2 separate regions of the Homo sapiens genome follow, and region 1 is linked to region 2. A link is an interaction called in ENCODE POLR2A ChIA-PET data of the cell type or tissue named here. Cell type or tissue: OCI-LY7. All regions are shown on one strand. Links, peaks and the distances in the headings refer to the core of each region. The heading gives the core; the rest is flanking DNA. Region 1 has its middle 6.4 kb from the start of SGO1. Region 2 overlaps KAT2B (lysine acetyltransferase 2B).

Region 1 (10,524 bases), core at 2,070-6,069, 140 kb after region 2:
TCCCCTTGGTATTCCTTGTGACACTGACTTGTCGTTCATTGCCTGTTTCTTGAAGTTGAATAAGGGCAGGAACTACATCTGCTTTGTTCATAGCTAAATTGTCAGCATCTCGTTGCAATTTGAAGTAAGTAGTAAATATTCACTGGGACAATAAAGGAACAAATAAATGAAAACGAAACAAATGTTTTGAATCTAGGCATTCTTTATGAAGGTGTGTTGTTGTTTTTTAAAGGTAGCTAACACATGCTTGCTCTAGTCTGGGTACCCATCCTGGCTTGAGTGGAAGAGGCTGAAACACCCTTCTCCAGCCAACAACTCCCTCGTTTTCCAAGTTAACCAGACCAACTCCATTAACCCTCAGTTTACTGCCACTGGGCAATGTGGCTTATATGTGTAGAAGCATCAAGAAGGAATGGGCAGAGAGGTTTTTTGTTGTTTGAGGTCAGAAAATTATGAAGTGGAACATGAGAGCAGAGAATAGGGCCAGCTTCATGAGCAGGCAACCGGTGCTTAGAAGGGCTGTACATTTGGTTTAATGCTCTGCTGTTGCCGTCTTGAAATGCTTAGGAGTTTATATTTGAACTTATGTTTTGTAAGTGATGTCTGATGAGACAATGGAGCAATCTTGTGAGCAGATGTGATTCATGCAATGTGTGTGTCTGTCACTGTTTCTTGCCCCATGTCATACAATGTTCAGGATGCGCACTAAATGGCCTCCATGAACCACTTATTTTGTAGTTAGGGACCTAAGTACAAAGTGCTCAGAAGGGCTCACCCTTGCCCTCTTGAAATTATTATTATTTTCTTTGAGACGGAGTTTTGCTGTGTCTCCCAGGTTGGAGTGCAGTGACATCATCTTAGCTCACTGCAACCTCTGCCTCCCAGGTTCAAGCAGTTCTCCTGCCTCAGCCTCCCAGGTAGCTGGGATTACAGGGACCCACCACTACGCCCCCTAATTTTTGTATTTTTTTGTAGAGACAGAGTTTTGCCATGTTGCCTAGGCTGGTCTCAAACTCCTGAGCTCAAGTGATCTGTCTGCCTCAGCCTTCCAAACTGGGATTACAGGCTAAGCCATCATGCCCAACCACGTTACTATATTTTCTAACCACTTACACTAAAAGTGATGGCATGAAAGGAAAAGGAAAGATAAGACATTCCACAATTCCTTTTCTTTTCAGTCTTTCTCTACTTATCGGTAAGCTGAAGGTTTTTGTCTTGGATTTTGAACAAGGAGCATCATATTTTCATTTCACATTGACCCACACAGATTATATAGCTGGCCCTGACCAAAGGCTTTGAGGTTCTGACTTTTTGAGGGGTGTCTTCCCCGTTCCCAATTTAAAAATGGGTCAGACTTCAAATCAGGTGTTTATTATAGAGCCCTAAAGAATAGAAATGGCTGAATTTAGGGGCAGTGAGGGAAAATACCACCAGAGTCCTAGCATGAGTAACTTTTGTACATCAAAATGTTCTACTGCCGCTGATTTTAGGGAACTGAATTACTGTTGGAATCAATAGCTCTTTTAAAATTTTGTGGAAACTACAACTCTTCCCAGGAAGAATGCACATATTCCTTTTTGAACAAAAATATGCATATTTCAAAGAGTACTAAATGGTGGACTGGAGTTTGAACCCAGGAAGCCTGGCTCCAAAGTCCATGCTATTAACAGCTGGACTATGTTCTGCGACTTCTCCCTTTTGTTATATCACAGTTGTACCCAGCCTAATTCAGAGATAATCCATGGTTTAATTATATCGCAAAGTACAGTGTAGGAACACATCATCTAGCTGACAAACTGAGAAGAACCTATGAAAGGGTAACCAATTAGTGAAAATTCTTTGTTTAATTTAATAGATGTTTAGAATAGTTATGGTATAATTCAAATCATTTTAACTTCTTAAAAAGCTTGCTCTCAAATGATAGTGAATATTTGTAGCTGCATTACTTTCAAGGTTTTTCAAAATGTGAATGCATGTTATTTCTACTTTCATTGGTTTTAACTTTATGATGTATTTAAAATATAATGAGCACTCACATTCTCCCCTGCAAGTTCCTAAAATCCCAATAAAACTGCTTGTTACTAATCTTTAACTGCCTTGTTCCTAACATTTATTACTATGTGCAGATTTTATGATTTTTATTTACGGAGCTGAAGTCCTGCACAGACTTGATATCTTCTTCTGATTTCTTCTTGGTGGTGGTGGTTGTTTTCTGACAGGGTTTGTCACTCTGCTGCCCAGGCTGGAGGGTAGTGGTGCGATCATGGCTTGCTGCAGCCTCAACTTCCCAGGCTCAAGTGATCCTACCACCTCAGCCTTCTGAGTAGCTGGGACCATAGGCATGCATTGCTATGTCCAGCTAATTAAAAAAAAAAAATCTGTAGAGACAGGGTCTTGCTATTTTGCCTGGGCTTGTCTCGAACTCTTGGGCTCAAACCACTCTCCTGCCTTGGCGTCCCAAAGTGCTGGGATTACAGGCATGAACCACCATGCTTGGACTTCTCCTGAATTTTTATCAATATTATTATTTTGTATTTTATTATTTCTTTCTGGTTCATGTTCTCTTGTGATCTCCTTATTTTTAAAGAAAAAAATTAAACTCCTCTCTGTTTATTTGACAATCAAAAATATATTAATGTGTCTCCTCTCTGGAATTAATATTTTAAAAAAATTTTTTGAGAAAGTTTAATACAATAGTTATCATGGAATGTGGTGCGGATTAACTTGAATAGCAATACAAAAATTAGTAATTTGGTGACCAAAATTTTCAAAACTGAAATACAGCAAGGCATCAAAATGTTTTGTGACTGTATTTTTTTGACGTCTGCTTTTATTAGTTTAGTACTTTCTTCAGCTCAATAGTGACAGGCTTTGGAGAGTTTGTACATGCATAAAGTGGGCAGAAGACTACAAGGAATAGATAGCACTTTATGCTGTTTTTATGTTTCATTTGTGTTTTTCAGAAATATGCATATGTATTGCTTTCATAAGGCTATTATTTATTGTATAGTGGAATTCATGTCTTTTTTTTTTTTTTTTTTTTTAGTGGTTCCCATTTCTCTTAGCATAGCGAGACATGTGAACAATTAGTTGAATTATAACAGCTAACACTGAATGAGGGCATACTTTCTGCCAGGAAAATACTAGTGCTTTATATGAATTAACTCATTTTATCCTTGTGATAAAGCTTATAAACCTATTTTTTCAGATGAAGAAATAGAGGCGTAATGTGGTGAATCTAGTAAGCATGAAGCCAGGTACAAGCTTTGCTGTCAATCTGACTCCAGGGCCTGTGTCCTTAATCATGATACTATATACTTTAAATACATTTACATTTATTGATGTTGCTTTGACCTTTGTCAAATCATTCAAATGTCTAAAGGCCTACCACATACAGATGTGAGGAAGTCTTTGTGATGGCTAATGTGAGTGTAAGTCCCAGAGGAAAAGGGATACATACACACATACCAGAGTTATGTCATTTTTGTTAAGGCTTTATGCTAGAAACACAAATTATTGATGCTATGTTATTTTGTTGCTAATTTTGGTTTTGTGTCATGTGCTGATATCATGAACCAGTAAACACTTATGGATCATTAAAAGGGATATAAGCATTAAAAGGACAATAAGAATAGTCGAGTACGATCAAAATCAGTGTTTAGTTCCATCTCAAGCAGCCTGGTAAGAATAAGGCAGAGAGAAATTTAACACATACGGAGAGAAGGCAATGTGAAGATGAAGATAGAAATTATAGTCATGAGGCCACAAGCCAGGCACAGAGAGGGTGATGTGAAGACTAGCAGAGGGAAAGATGTCACAAACCTAGGAATGCCGACAGCTGCCAGAAACTGGAAGAGGCAAGGAGTGGATTTCGTTCTGAGCCTCCAGAGGGAGTACCACCTGCTGACACCTTGGCTTTGGACGTCTGGCCTTCAGAACTGTGAAAGAATAAATTTCTTTCGTTTTAAGTGACCCCACTTGTGGTAATTTGTAATAGCAGCCCTAGGAAACTAACATACCACCTATCCAACAAAGGACTAGTCTTTATAATAAGTATATAAATATCCAAATTCAACAGGGAAAAAGCAAACAATCCAATTAGAAAATGTGCAAGGCTGGGCACAGTGGCTCATGCCTGTAATCCCAGCACTTTGGGAGGCCCAGGCGGGCGGATCACGAAGTCAGGAGATCAAGATCATCCTGGCCAACATGGTGAAACGCCGTCTACTAAATATACAAAAATTAGCTGGGTGTGGCACAGTGTGTGCCTGTATTTCCAGCTACTAGGGAGGCTGAGGCATGAGAATTGCTTGAACCCAGGAGGCGGAGGTTGCAGTGAGCCGAAATCATGCCACTGCATTCCATCCTGGCAACAGAGCAAGAGTCCGTCTCAAAAAAAAAAAAAAAAGAAAAAAAGAAAATGTGGAAAAGACATGCACAGAAATTTTACTAAAGAGGATAACCCGATGTCAGATAAGCCTGTGAAAAAAATGTTTTGACATGGTTAGTCGTCAGGGAAATGAAAATTAAAACCACAATGAGATAGCACTACACATCTATCAGAATAGCTAAAATAAAAAAATAATGGCAACAGCAAATGCTGGTGAGGATGCAAAGAAACTGGATCACTCAGACATTGCTGGTGGGAATATAAAATGATACAGTAACTGCAAAACAATTGACAGTTTCTTAACAAACTAAATATTTGATTACCATATAACCCAGCAGTTGCACTCTTGGGGATTTTTTCCCTTAGAGAAACAAAAACTTACGTTTGCACAAAAACTTGGACATAAGTACAGGCTTTATTGATAATAATTTAAAACTGGAATAATCCCAGATGTACTTCAAAAAGGGAATGAGAGTATGGTACATCCATACCAAGGGAAATAAATAAAAAGGAATGAACTACTGATACATAAACAGTTTGGATGAATCTCCTAGGAATTATATTGAGTGAAAAGGGTCAGTCCCAAAAGGTTACATACTGTATGATTCCATTTATATAATACTTTTTTTTCAGGGGTGAGTAACTTTATTTTGATAAAATCATAAGCTTTGAAAAAACTTGCTCACACCTGTAATCCCAGCACTTTGGGAGGCTGAGGCAGGCAGATCACCTGAGGCCGGGAGTTCGAGACCAGCCTGGCCAACATGGTGAAATCCCGTCTCTACTAAAAATACAAAAATTAGCCAGGTGTGGTGGTGCACGCCTGTAATCCCAGCTACTTGGGAGGCTGAGGCAGGAGAATCACTTGAACCTGGGAGGCAGAGTTTGCAGTGAGCTGAGATTGAGCCACTGCCCTCCAGACAGAGCGAGACTCTTGTCTCCAAAAAAAAAAAAAAAGAAAGAAAGAGAAAATACTTGCATGAGTAAAAAGAACTATTTTTTTAGTCAAAACAACCTATTGTGAAAGTTTTGCCTCATTTATTTCATCATGTTTATTTCTTTATATATAAACATAGTTTTTTTTAAGCCAGTCAAATTTAGTGGGGGGTTATATATCAACCTTAGTGACACTAATATTAATAAGTTCTGATAACCCACTACCATCAGACCAGCCTAAACATAGTTTTTTCCCCATGAATTAGTTGAGAGTAAGTTGTAGACATTATGTACCTGTACCCATAAATATATAGTCTTTGTTCCCTAAGAGCAAAGATATTTTTTACGATATAATGATCAAAATCAGGAAATTTAACATAGATATGATATTCCTACCTAAACAACAGTTTGTCTTTAAATTTTGTCAAGTTTCCCAGTAATGTTGTTTATGGCTTTTTTTTTTTTTTTTTTTTTTTGGCCCGGGATCCAATTCAGGATATTGCATTACATTCAGTTGTCACATTTCTTTATTCTTTAATCTGATCATCAAATCTTTCTTTTATCTTTCTTGGTATCAACAGTGTTTAAGAGTATAGGCCAGTCACTTTGGGAGGCCAAGGCAGGTGGATTGCTTGAGGTTGAGTTCGAGACCAGCTTGAGCAACATGGTAAAATCCTGTCTCTACAAAAAAATACAAAAACTAGCTGGCAACAGTGGTATGCACCTGCAGTCCTAGCTGCTTGGGAAACTGAGGCAGGAGAATCGCTTGAGCCTGGGAGGCAGATGTTGCAGTGAACCAAGATCACACCATTGCAATCCAGTTTTGGCAATGGGAATGAAATTGTCTCAAAAAAAAAAAAAAGTATGGGGCAGTTATTTTGTAGAATGTCCCCCAGTTTGGGTTTCTCCAGTGCTTCCTTGAAGTTAGATTCAGGTTATTCATTTTTGACAGGAATACAAAGTGGTGTTTGCTCTTTCTGTGCATCATATCTAGAGACCTATGCTATCTATAGGTTTAATTACTGGTGATTTCTTTAAATAAATGAGAATTAATTTAATCACTTTGAACTATTACATCAGTTTCAGAGGCAAACCAACTTCTGAGCTTTTTCATTATATTCACTTATTCCTTCAGTCATCATCTCATTTATATAAGTTTTTCTTCTTTTTTTTAACTTTTATTTTAGGTTGGAGGGTATATATGAAGGTTTGTTACATAGGTAAACTCATGTCACAGGGGTTTGTTGCACAGATTATTTCTTCACCCAGGTAGTAAACCCAGTACCCCTCAGTGTTTGTTGTTCCCCTCTTTCTGTTCATGAGTCCTCATCATTTAGCTCTCACTTATAATTGAGAACATGCGGTATAAGGTTTTCTGTTGCTGCATTAATTTGCTAAGGATAATAGGCTCCAGCTCCATCCATGTTCATTTAAAAGCCATGATCTTGTTCTTTTATATGACCGCATAACATTTTTAAAATGACAAAATTTTAGAAAGGAGGGCAGACTAGTGTTTGCCATGGAATAGAAATAAAGATAGGGAGTGGTAGGAAGAAGGTAGGTATGATTTAGGGCAACCTGAAGGATCCTTGTGATATACCGTTTCCCCCCAACCTCTAAAAAATAAATAACAGATTAATTGAGATATAATTCACATACCATAAAATTCACCAATTTAAAGTGTATAATTCAATTTTTTTTGTATATTCACAGATATTTGCAACCATTCTTCCAATCAATTTTAGAAAATTTCCACCACCTCAAAAAGAAATCCTGTAAGTATTAGCAGTAATTCCCTATTTCTCCCTCTACAGCACTAGTCTACTTTCTCTCTCTAGATTTGCCTACTTGATACATTTCATATAAATGTAATCATGGAATATTTGGGCTTTTGTGACTGGCTTCTTTCACTTAGCATAATGATTTTAAGGTTTATCTATAATGTATCACATAACCATATTTCATTCCCTTGTATTGTCCAATGAAATATGCCATTGTATTTTTCTGCCACTTTGTATTTATCCATTTATATGCTAATGGATATTTAGCTTGTTTTTTTCTTTTTAACTATTATGAATAATGCATCTATGAACAATTGTGTACAGGTTTTTGTATGGACATATATTCTCATTTCTCTTGGATATATATTAAGAATGGAGTTGCTGGGTCACATAGTAACTCTATGTTTAATCATCTGAGGAATTGCCAGATTGCTTTCCCAAGCAGCTGCACCATTTTACTTTCCCACCAGCAGTACATGAGGGTTCCAATTTCTCTGTTTACGCACCAACACTTGTCATTATCTTTCTTCTTGATTCTAGCCATCCTAGTGGGTATGAATGGTATCTCACTGTGGATTTCATTTGCATTTCTCTGATGGTTAATGATATCAAGCATCTTTTCATGTACTTATGAGTCATTTGTATATCTTATCTGGAGGAATGTCTATGAGACAGTTTGCTCATTTTTAAAAATTGGGTTGTCTTTATTATTGAGTTGTAAGCGTTCTTTACATATTTTAAATAAAAATCCTTTACCAGATAAATGATTTACAAAAATTTTTTCCCATTCTGTGGGTTGTCCTTTCACTTCCTTTCTTTCTTTTTTTTTTTTCTGGGGTGGAGTTTCACTCTTGTCGCCCAGGCTGAAGTGCAGTGGCACAATCCTGGCTCACTGCAACTTCTGCCCCCACTTTGGATTCAAGCGATTCTCCTGCCTCAGCATCCCAAGTAGCTGGGATTACAGGCATGCACCACCATGCCTGGCTAATTTTTGTATTTTCCGTAGAGACGGAGTTTTGCCATGTTGGCCAGGCTGGTCTCGAACTCCTGACCTCAGGTGATCTCTCCGCCTCAGCCTTCCAAAGCGCTGGGATTACAGGCGTGAGCCACCGTGCCCAACCTTTTTTGTTTTGTTTTGTTTTAGAGTCAGAGTCTCCCTCTGTTGCTTAAAGTCCTGGCTTCAAGGTATCCTCCCACCTCAGCCTCCTAAGTAGCTGGAATTATAGGCTCAAACCACATGCCTGGTTCTTTCACTTTCTTAATGGAGTACTTTGAAGCACAAAATTTTAAATTTCCATAACTTTATTGAAAATTTAATTCTCAATTACTACTGATTTATTTATTTGCTGTTCCTTGTGGTTTTAATGTCATCTCTCAGAAATCATTGACTAATACAAGGTTGCAAAGATTTATATCTATATTTTCTTTTAAGAGTTTTATAGTTTTACTTCTTACATTTAGACCCTTGTGTTTTATCTCCACTGTGGTAGTGGATATATAAGCTTACACAGGCAATAATATAACTTAACACACACACACACATACACAAAATACACAAAACAGATGAATGCTAGTCAAACTGAGGAAATCTGACTAAGATTTCAATGTCAATATCCTGGATATGATATTATATGATAGTTTTGCAAAATGTTACCAACAGGGTAAATTGGGCAAAGTGTGAGAGGGATTTCTTTGTATTATTTTTTACAGCTATATGAGAATCTAAAATTAGCTCAATAAAAATTTTAATTAAGAATAATAGTCTGTGGAAATTGCTACTTTTCCTTTTCTTTATTCAAATTGTGGGTAGTAACCTTTTGAATTTTTTTTTTCCATCTGAAGGGGAACACTGGAGTAATCATTGCTAGGCAAATTAAGAGCATTGTGTGGGTATAGATAATTCTTGTCTTTAAAAGTAAACAACAGGCATATAATAGTTATGGTGTTAATTCTAAATATACACCTAGCACTGTTTTAATGTATAGTACTGATTTTGATTTCTACCAATTGCTTTATCACAATGGCATATGTAAGTGCAAATTTGGTAGGGAGGAATAATTTTAGGTGGACCAATAACTTATACAAGTAATCGTATGTTGTAGTATATTATGCTTAATGTAAAATAAGAAGTAAATAAAGACACAAATGATCTAATTAATTCTTTAAATTTATGAGTTTTCTGGTATATAAACACTTATAGAAGGGTATACCATAATCCTCTATGTAGATAGCTTTTGCTGACATTATTAAAAATTAGGTAATAATTTACTTACCTATTAGCATATAATAAACATACATAGATTTAGCAAGAAAAATTGTGAAAAAGTTTAAAGTAGTTAAAAAATATTACTATGTGTCATCTCGAGTGTGGTCTTCCAGCTTATCTCAGCTTCTCATTGTTTTGGAGCTATTTTACAACTTTATATATTGTAGAAAATAGGGAATAATGCAAATGATTTTTTTGTCCATAGAAATGCAGATGATTGTGTCCAGTAGAATTCAATTAATTGTTGTCCTGAGGATAGATCTATTTTTCAGCTATTTACAAATTCATTTTAGTATTCCTGATTTTCCATATTCATGTGATTCTTCAAATTCTCCTTTGAACTGGTTATAACATCTTACTGATTTTCTCAATAATTGATGAGTTAAATCAAATTCTGACATCAATTCATTTTAATTTGTATGAGTCATGATTTTACCTCTAAAAAAATCCTTTAATAGATGGCTACAATATTCAAACAGTACAAAATAGAATAAAATGAAAAGTGAAAATCTTCTTCCCAGCTGGTGTCATCTTCATGGGCCTTATAGTCCCGTGGTGAAGACAGATGTTTATCCGAGAATGTAAGATAAATGTAAAACTATAATTCTGATAAATGTGATGAAAAAGAGGAACACAGTACTGCGAGAGCATACATAACAGGGTGACAACTTAGCCAGGGGGATCTGGGAAGTCTTCTCTGAAATAATAACAAGTGGCCTGAGATGTGACTATAGGTAGAGAGAACCATTATTTATTAATATAAAATGAGACCCAATTGCTTCCTCCATTAATGCTTGGTGGTAGATTGTAGGCATAAAAAAAAAAACAAAGTACCTGGGTTGATGCAGGCCTAGGAGAGAAGGATAGAGGGTAATTTTAGGGTACTGGCAAGAATATTACTAAAATAATCGTTCATGGAATTTAAGATAGGTAAGTAAGCAAGTAAAAAAAAAAACAAAGCTGATGGGTGGTTAAGACTAATGGCTTGAAAGAAAATAGAAGTATTCATAAACTTGAAGTTCTGATAAAGTTAACAATACAAATTAGAAGGAAAGACTCTTATTAGAGGAGCCTGGGTTGTTTGAAGAGCAGTTACAGAAAATGAAAAGTTCAAGGTGTCCCATCGGAGTGGGTGGCGAGGGTAAAATCAA
Region 2 (9,833 bases), core at 1,754-5,753:
TTTTCAGGAGGAAGTCATTGGATGTGGACAACCTCATGGGATGAATCTTTTTTTTTTTTTTTTGAGACGGAGTCTCGCTCTGTCACCCAGACTGGAGTGCAGTGGCATGATCTCGGCTCACTGCAGGATCTGCCTCCTGGGGTCATGCCATTCTATGGGATGAATCTTTAACTAAGCTTTTGAAAGAAAGGATGGGAATTTGATAGTCATATTTGGAAGAACCCAGGAGGGCAGGAATGTGGATAAGAAATCAAGGAGGTGGCCGGGTATGGTGGCTCATGCCTATAATCCCAGCACTTTGAGAGGCCGAGGTGGGCAGATCGCTTGAGGCCAAGAAATCAAGACCAGCCTGGCCAACATGACAAAACCTTGTTTCTACTAAAATACAAAAATTAGCTGGGCATGGTGGCACACACCTGTAGTCCCAGCTTCTTGGGAGGCTGAGGCATGAGGATGGCTTGAACCCAGGAGGCAGAGGTTGCAGTGAGCCAAGATCACACCACTGTACTGTAGCCTGGGTGACAGAGCAATACTCTGTCTCAAAAAAAAAAAAAAACCCAAACAAAAAAAACAAATCAAGGAGGGGTACTTGGCCAAGTAGATGTAGATAAGGAATATGAAAGGAAGAGAGGTAGAATGATAAGGAGGTGGGTGCATGTGGGCTGATGATGTCACTGCTGGTAGTATGTCTAGCCTGCATAGCTCCTTCTCCCCTGGAGTCCGTATTGGTGAGTCCTTACTGGTAAATATTCATGTGAAATCCTGTTGCCACTTGTCCCTGGTTCTGGAAGATGACTAGAGTTGCTATACGTTGTAGTCGGTGAGCCATGCAGAACCATACATGTTGAGAGTGATGGCAGCTTTCCTAAAAGGCTGGCAGAGCCCAGTACATAAAGCTCCAGTGGGCAATGCCACCTTTCTTATGTGGGCCTAGTTGATAGAGATGTTGGAAAGAGAACATTCAGTCCTGTGTTCTCTAGAACTACTTGCTGAGGCCATTAAATGCCACCCTCTCCCCAGGAATGACAGTGAGAAGCAAAGATTACTCTACAGCTCCACAAAGATTTTTCATAACAACTGTCCCTGAAAAGTAGTATTGAATATATGATGAGCTCGTTATTTAATGGCTGATTCATTTGAACCATCCACTTATAAATTAGTCTTTTCCGTAATTGGTATATTTAACAAAATGGGAATTTACTTAAAGATTGTGTGTTTGCACACATGGGGTGTTATATCTATTGCCATTTATTTATTCATTTAACATTAAATTCCATGGGCTGCTTTGGAAGATTTCTGCTCAGGTACCTCCTGTTCAAACTTCTTAAGATAATTTATCACCTAGTTATAATTGAAATGGAATCAAGTCTTTTATAATTTTGAATCACATTCATCTCTAGCATCTAATTGTGCATGTGGTTACCTGCTGCTTTGCACACTTTTCTCTGCCATGTATCTCTGTATCTTGTTCTCAAAGCCTCATTCCAGTCTGTTCTTAAATGCCAGCTTCTCAGAGAAGCCTTCCTGACTCTCCGGTCTAAAGTAGCAGCACCCCATCTATCACTCTATAATCTTATCTTGTTTTGTTTTCCTTTACTGCACTTCTTAATATTTGGAAATTATGTTTTAAAAAATGATTTCCTATCTGTTTTCCTTATGACAATAGAAGCTCCATGAAGCGGAGATTTGGGTTCATGGAGCCCATAAGGCCTCAGCCCATAGGAGAAACAGACAAGTTGTACTGGGGATTAAATTCCATTAAATTTTCCATTAAATTCATATCTCGGGTGGATCATACCTTGCACATAGTAGGCACTTGATAAATATTTGTTGAATAAATTGGTAATTTGATATTCACAGGCTTTGTGAGATTGGTGGAAAGGAAACTGTATTGTAAAGATGGCCAGGCATGGTGGCTCATGCCTGTAATCCCAGCACTTTAGGAGGCTGAGTTGGTGATCCAGCCTAGGCTACGGAGAGAGACCCCATCTCTTAAAAAAAAGAAAAAAAAAAAAGAGAGAAAAAGAGGCCGGGCACGGTGGCTCATGCCTGTAATCCCAGCACTTTAGGAGGCTGAGGTGGTCACATCACCTGAGGTCGGGAGTTTGAGACCAGGCTGGCCAACATGGTGAAACCCCATGTCTACTAAAAAAACAAAAAGACGAAAATTAGCCAGGTGTGGTGGCAGGTGCCTGTAATCCCAGCTATTCGGGAGGCTGAGGCAGGAGAATCACTTGAACCCAGGAGGCGGAGGTTGCGGTGAGCTGAGATTGCGCCACTGCACTCCAGCCTGGGCGACAAGAGCTAGACTCCGTCTTCAAAAAAGAAAGATGAGGAAACTAAGGTGCAGGGAGGTTTAGTAGCTAGCTTTGTGGTCTGCAGCAGGGCAGCCTCCAGCTGGAGCTGGAACAACACTTACTCATAGTTAAGTGTGTTTCCCCTTGGTTCATGGCAGACTTGATGACAAGCAACAGTTATCTTATGGCCTGAACGTCTCCTACAAATCAAGCAAAGAGGAATCACCTATATTTTAATCCTCTCCAACCACTGTTTCCTCTTCTGCAAGTTACAATTAAATTCTTAAGGCCAGGAATGTGGCTCACGCCTGTAATCCCAGGTGTGGGATCCTACTTTTGGGTGGCCAAGGTGGGCAGATTGCTTGAGCTCAAGGGTTTGAGACCAGCCTGGGCAACATAATGAGACCCCATCTCTATAAAAATACAAAAATTAGCTGGGCATGGTGGCACATGTCTGTAGTCCTAGCTACTCAGGAGGCTGAAGCAGGAGGATCACTTGAGTCCAGGAGGTCGAGGCTGTGGTGAGCCGTGAGTGTGCTGCTGCACTGTAGTTTGGGTGACAGAGTGAGACCCTGTCTCAAAAAACAAGACAAAACAAAAAAACTCAGGAAGGTATATGAGTGTTATGAGATCAGTGAGTTAAAAGCTACAAAGTGAGACAAAGTTTTAGCATATATTCTAGAAGTCTGTATTATATTAGTAAACTTAAAAATCAATTGTATATGAAGGCATTCTTTAAACTACTATTTATATTTTTTGTTACTTTGTGGCCCACTTTAAAGTCTACAATAGACTTTCTTTAATTGTTCCTTTACCATTTAGGCTTATTTTTTATTTATTTTTATTTTATTTTATTTTTTTGAGATGGAGTCTCACTCTGTAGCCCAGGCTGGAGTGCAGTGGCATGATCTCAGCTCACCGCGACTTCCATCTCCAGGTTCAAGTGATTCTCCTGCCTCAGTCTCCCAAGTAGCTGAGATTACAGGCATGTACCACCACACCGAGCTAATTTTTGTATTTTTAGTAGAGATGGGGTCTCGCCATGTTGGCAAGGCTGGTCTCAAACTCCTGACCTCAAGTGATCCATCCTCCTCGGCCTCCCAAAGTGCTGGGATTACAGGCATGAGCCATTGTGTCCGGCTTTAGACTTATTTTTTTTTGTTTTTGTTTTTTGTTTTTTTGTTTTTTTTTTGAGACGGTGTCTCGCTCTGTCACCTAGGCTGCAGTGCAGTGGCGCGATCTTGGCTCACTGCAATCTCCGCCTCCTGGGTTCAAGCAATTCTCTGCCTCAGCCTCCTGAGTAGCTGGGATTACAGGGGTCTGCCACCATACGCAGCTAATTTTTGTATCTTTAGTAGAGACGGGGTTTTACCATCTTGGCCAGGCTGGTCTTGAATTCCTGACCTCGTGATCCACCCTCATCGGCCTTCCAAAGTGCTGGGATTGATTACAGATGTGAAGGAGATGGATGCATTTATTTTGGAAAAAAGTGTGAATAATGTCTCTAATGGTCCACTTGGAACAATACATCACCTAATATCAGGAGGAGGTTTAGGGTAATCTTGTCAGTAACCTCAGGGCAAGTTGTATGGGGTTGCTTCCATTAAATTCCATGCCATCCTAATCAGTCCCCATGCGTTGTGTACTCTTGGCTTGTGCAGCTTTTTGCGAGGTTTGTGTGGTATGCAGGAGGTTCCAGAAGTACAAGGATGAGACCTGAGTAATATCATAGTGATTGATGGTGGCAGTGCCAATTTGCATCAGCTCTGACAAGCTGGTGTTGAAACTAGATGGCAGAATGCCAAAGATGCCAAGGTCAGCATACTTTGAAATAATGAAGTGAGTCATGTAACCCAGGATTGGCACATACTCACAGGACTACCTGACTCATCCCACCTCGAAAGGAACACATCTGTGAGCACCGGTTAGGGGCCTGTGGCCACTTCTCTGCTACATGTGCAAAAGGAAGCAAAAGCCACAAGGAGCCCTTTTCTTGTTGAGGAGACAGATATTAAGTGAAAGAAAAATTAAAATGAATAATCAAGCATGAAGTCAATGCAGAGAGAAACCATTGTGAGCCAGGGGGAGGTGAAAGGGTGGGAGAGAGACCCAGCCCAGATAGAGGGAACAGAGTAAAACCAAGCAGAGAAGCAAAACTGTTGTGAGCCAGACGTGAGAGTAGTTTAGAACATGGACCTGGGCACCAGACTGCCTGGGTTTGAACCCTGATGTGTGACTATGGGGAGGTTACTTATGCTTTACAAGCCTCAGATTTCGCAGCTGTAATGTGGAGACAGTGATATATGTCAACTTTTTCCGTTTACTCAACAAATTGTTATTTAATGTGCCAGGTGTTGATTTAGATGCTGGTGATACAGTGACAGATGGGTCCTTATTCTTGCAGAGCTTGCTTTCTGGTAGCAGAAGCAGACAATAAGCCAGAAAATAACAGAAAGTGGTAAGTGCCTCGCAGAGAATGAAAACAGAGAATTAAATGAGAATGCCTGGGGAATTCCTCTAGATACATGCCCAGGAAATCCTTCTGCAGAAGGGACACGGACCGAGGCCTGCATGATAAGAAGTGAGGAAGAGGGTGCCGTGCAAAGACTCTGGGGCCAGAAGTGGCTTGTCGTGTGTGAGGCCTGTCAGGAGACCTGTGTGGCTAGATGGAGGTGGGTGGGGTGGGGGGTATGAGTGTAGGAGATTAGGTGGAAGGGATAAATGGGGGCCAGATTGCCAACATATAATTTTTACACAGTGATGTCAAGATCTTTAGTTCTGATACGTTTCAACAAATACGTATCAAGACAGAACTTTTCCATCCCCCTAGAAAATTTCTGCCTGCTCCTTGCCATTCAAGTCTCTCTCCCTTGGAAGCAAGCACTGATCTGATTTGTGTCACTTTAAGTTAATTTAGCTATTTTTCATATAAATGTTACCACATAGTACATACTGTTCTTTCACTCAGTATATTTTTGAGATTAATCCGTGGTGTTGGATGCATTGGTAGTTAATTTCTATTTATTGCTGAGGAGTATTCTGCTGTATGGACGTACTAGTTTGTTTATCTGTTGACTTGTTATGGACATCTGGGCTGTTTCCAGTGAATTCAAATTAGATTTCCGGTTTGAAGTGACCCCTCTGGCTGCTCTGAGAAGAATAAAGTATATGAGAGAAACAGTAGATAAAGAGGGCCAGTTGGAAGTTATTATAGTCTAGGTATGAGTAGATGGTGTCTTGGGCTAGGGTAGCAGGAATGGAGGGGTGAGAATTAGTTTGGGCTATATTGTAAGGGTAGAGGCAACAGGACTTAATTTGTTACAAGGGAGGTGGTGATGAAAAGACAGAAATGAAGGATAATGTCCAGGTTTTTGGCCTGAGCAACTGAATGGATGGTAGTTCCATTTACCAAGATAGAGAATACCATAGGAGAAGCAGGTTTGGGTAAGAATAAAGAGTTCTTTGTTGGAGGTGATACATTAGATATGTCTGTTAATAGACAAATGCTATTTTGAGGATAAAATGAAATAATGTATTTAGTAACTTGGTATAGAATCTGGGACATTCTGAATGCCTCATAGATGTCAGTTACTGTTACAATTAAAACAATGCTAAATAATAATTATTGTTTTTAATAAAGAGGCTAACCAACTTGGAGGAAAAGAGAAATATGGTCAAAGAGAAACTGGGACATAGGGTCTGCTAGGTTAGGAAGAAATGAGTTGATAGAAGGTCTTGAATTTCAGGTAGAAAATTTTGGACTGAATCCATTTGATAATAGTGTCCTTGCCTTTTAAGAAGGAGGAGGCACAAGGTATTTTAGAATGCCACAGAGGAGTTCTAGGTTTTGATGTTGGCTTCTTGTTCTTTGCCAGCTGAGTGAACTCAGGCAAGCCACACCCCTTCTCTAAGCATTGAATTACTTGTCCTACAGGGTTGTTGGGAGGGGAACATAACATGATTTGGACTGCAATTGCCTTGGAAAGTAGTAAACACAAATGCTTGACGTTCTTAAGTGGCATTTTAGAGTACAGTGATGTGAGCTGGTATTAGGAGGAAGGTTGGGAGTGGGAATGTATTGGAAGAGGGGAGGAAGTATTTCTTCTAGTTGGCTGATAAGGGCCTGAACTGGGGCCCTGGCAATGAGAATGGAGAAGGTATAGATCTGACAGAGTTTGAAAGAAGAATCAGGTGGCCTGGATGAGGGCATTGAGTGCAGATTAACCTTAGGAGCTGGGAGAAGGACAGTGCCAACAAAGGGAATAGGGTAGTTGAAAAGGGAGTATTGGGATGGAGGGCAAGCCTTTTTGTAAAACTGACTGGGCAGAAATGCTGGATGTAAGCAGTTAGAAATGAGGGCTGGAAGTTCTGCTTTACAGGTTGGGCTGGTTATGTGGATGTGAGAGTCATCATCTCAGATAATGACTGATACCATGAGAACGTGAGCTGTCCAAGGAAACAACGTATAAGGCACTACTTATTTTGCTCATCCTGGTTGATTTGGTGCCAAAACAACAGGCGGAAGGGTGAAAAATTCTATTAGTCAGCTGGTTGTCTGAACTGCTCAATGTTAGCCAAGCAGTTTGACAGATCTTTCCACTGTGTCGAAGTCTGAGCTGACTGCTCTGGCATTTTGACAGATAATTTCTGATAAATTCTGTGTGTGTGTATTAAATGGAAAGAAATTGTCTTGGATTTAGCATTCCAGGGTACTAGTTTCTAGGCCCCAGTGTCACCCAGGACCTCCTGAGGCCTTTTCAGGGGTAATGCATGCTTAGGTTTGCTCCTGGAGAGGTCACTCGGATGTAATGAAGGGTCTGGCCAACCCCTAGGCTATTTGGTAACAACTGGAGCCATTCCAGCATCTTCAGAGAGCCTGCCAAGGGGGTTCCAGACCTTTCAGTCAGCGGGACCTAATTATAATATTTAGCAAAGGGAGGGCAGTTTCTTATTCAACTCCAGCATAAACACAAGGATTTCTTCCAGACAGGGATGTCATGAAGATTTTCTGTTGATTTGATTTTGGAGTAACCATGGAGAGCATAGATGAGAAGAATTTGAATGAGGTGTTTATTTATACCTGGGTTGTTTTGTCTTGGGTCATTTCCTCATGATATGCTTTCCACTCTCTTTCTGTAGCCTTGACCACTCTTTAATATTTGTTTTTTTGATTCCTTGTGGCTTCACAGACCAAAATGGCACTCATAAATTAAGGTATTCAGCCAGGTGCGGTGGCTCACGCCTGTAATCTCAGCACTTTGGGAGGCCACGGCAGGCAGATCACCTGAGGTCAGGAGTTCAAGACCAGCCTGGCCAACATGGTGAAACCCCGTCTCTATTAAAAATACAAAAATTAGCTGGGTGTGTTGGTGGGCAATAATCTCAGCTACTCGGGAGGCTGAGGCAGGAGAATTGCTTGAACCTGGGAGGCGGACATTGCAGTGAGCCGAGATTGCGCCACTGCACCGTAGCCTGGGCAACGAGCGAGACTCTGTCTCAAAAAAAAAAAAAAAAAAAAAAGGTTTTCAGAGATGCTTCTGATAGTGAATTACCTCACTAGTTATCTTTTCTCTCTTACAATTCTATTTCTATCTCAATCCCAGGCAGTTTTGTTCTCCTGAGGGAACCCTGATCCCCACCCTGTATACTTTCCTCTTTTCACTTGTGTCAGATTTTTAAAGTTCCCATAGTTTAAAAATCCCAGCTTGAAGTCATAGCATTATGGTATCTTCTGCTGGCCTTCCATGTACAACTGTGTGAACTGGAAGGATTGTCACACAGTGGAGGAAGAAAAAGGGCTTGTGTCCCAGGGAAGGATTACTGAACCATTTAATCTGTATATGAAAAGCTAAAGTTAATTCAGGGAGAAGAGAAAGGTGTTGCTGAAGTCAAACCATCTTTATCTCTTCAAATCTTGGCTACTCAAAGAGTGGTCTTCACCCAGGAACTTTTAGAAATGTAGAATCTCAGGTTCCACCCGACACCCACTGAATCTTAATCTTCATTTTGATGAGATCTCCAGGTGATTCCTGAGTAGATTGGAGTTTGAGAAGCACTACTCCTAATTACATCAGCATAATTCAAACTGCTCATTTCCAAAGAGAAAACTTCTGGCAATCCCAGCTGCTTACAGTGGACTCCAGGTGTTGTTTTTTAAAAATATTATTAAAATATCTTGCTGGGCATGTGGCTCACACCTGTAATCCCAGCACTTTGGGAGGCTGAGGTGGGCAGATCACTTGAGGTCGGGAGTTCGAGACCAGCCTGGCCAACATGGTGAAACCCCGTCTCTACTAAAAATACAAAAATTAGCCAGGCGTGGTGGCATGCGTCTAGTAGTCCCAGCTACTCGGGAGGCTGAGGCAGGAGAATCGCTTGAACCTGGGAGGCGGAGGTTGCAGTGAGCTGAGATCATCATGCCACTGTACTCCAGCCTGGGCGACAGAGACTCTGTCTCAAAAAAAAAAAAAAAAAAAAAAAGGCCAGGCGTGGTGCCTCACGCTTGTAATCCCAGCACTTTGGGAGGCCGAGGCAGGTGGATCACGAGGTCAGGAGATCGAGACCACGGTGAAACCCCACCTCTACTACAAATACAAAAAATTAGCCAGGTGTGGTGGCGGGCGCCTGTAGTCCCAGCTACTTGGGAGGCTGAGGCAGGAGAATGGCGTGAACCTGGGAGGTGGAGCTTGCGGTGAGCCGAGATCGTACCACTGCATTCCAGCCTGGGCGACTGAGCGAGACTCCATCTCAAAACAAAAACAAAAACAAAAAAAACTTTACTGAGTTATGATTTAGGTACCATAATATTCTCTAGTTTTAAGTGTACAATTCAATGATTTTTAAGAAATTGACAAGTTGTACAATCATCACCACAATCTACCTTTTAGAAGATTTCCATCACCTCCAAAGGATCCTTGGGTCCATTTACAGTTAACCCTGTTCCTACCCCCCACCCCAGATGACCACTAATCTTTCTGTCTCTATAAATTTGCCTTTTCTGGATGGTCATGTAAATGGAAGTATACAGTATGTGGCCTTTTATGATGGGCTTCTTATGCCGAGTGTAATGTGTTTGAGATACATCCATGTTGTAGCATATGTCAGCACTTCTTTATCTTTCATTGCAAGTAATAATCCGTTATATGACTAGAACACATTTTGCTTATGCGTTAACTAGTTGATGGGCATTTAGATTATTTCTGCCTTTTGGCTATCATGAATAATGTTGCTGAGGCATCTGCATGCAAGTCTTAGTATGGATATATTTCTGTTTCTCTTGGGTAGATACTTAGTGGATTTGCTGGGTCATGTGGTAAATTTATGTTTAACTTTTTGAAAAAATTGTTGTTTCTTAAAAAACTGTGGGCTGGGCATGGTGGCTCACGCCTGTAGTCCCAGTACTTTGGGAGGCCAAGGCGGGCGGATCACCTGAGGTCGGGAGTCTGAGACCAACCTGACCAACAGGGAGAAACCCTGTCTCTACTAAAAATACAAAATTAGCTGGGCATGGTGGTGCATGCCTGTAATCCCAGCTAC

What was found. Peaks named below come from ENCODE experiments on the same cell type or tissue, not always from the same donor. Only the 100,000 strongest peaks of a DNase experiment are listed, where the experiment ranks them.
Region 1: POLR2A ChIA-PET joins it to region 2 with 6 read pairs; 19 of 35 experiments call an interaction of 5 or more read pairs at or near these places.

The regions. Positions count from the first base shown.
Region 1 is chr3:20,187,311-20,197,834 of GRCh38, forward strand. It overlaps the pseudogene RNY4P22. Among named protein-coding and RNA genes, the nearest start is that of SGO1, 6.4 kb to the left of the region's middle. In OCI-LY7, for the core only: no CTCF peak of the experiment used is centred there; no DNase peak of the experiment used is centred there.
Region 2 is chr3:20,050,659-20,060,491 of GRCh38, forward strand. All of the region lies in intron 1 of KAT2B (lysine acetyltransferase 2B), which reads left to right. Among named protein-coding and RNA genes, the nearest start is that of KAT2B, 15 kb to the left of the region's middle. RefSeq lists enhancers at 4,300-4,539, 8,255-8,424. In OCI-LY7, for the core only: no CTCF peak of the experiment used is centred there; DNase peaks (open chromatin) are centred at 4,153 and 4,613; H3K4me3 peaks cover 1,950 bases; H3K27ac peaks cover 1,424 bases.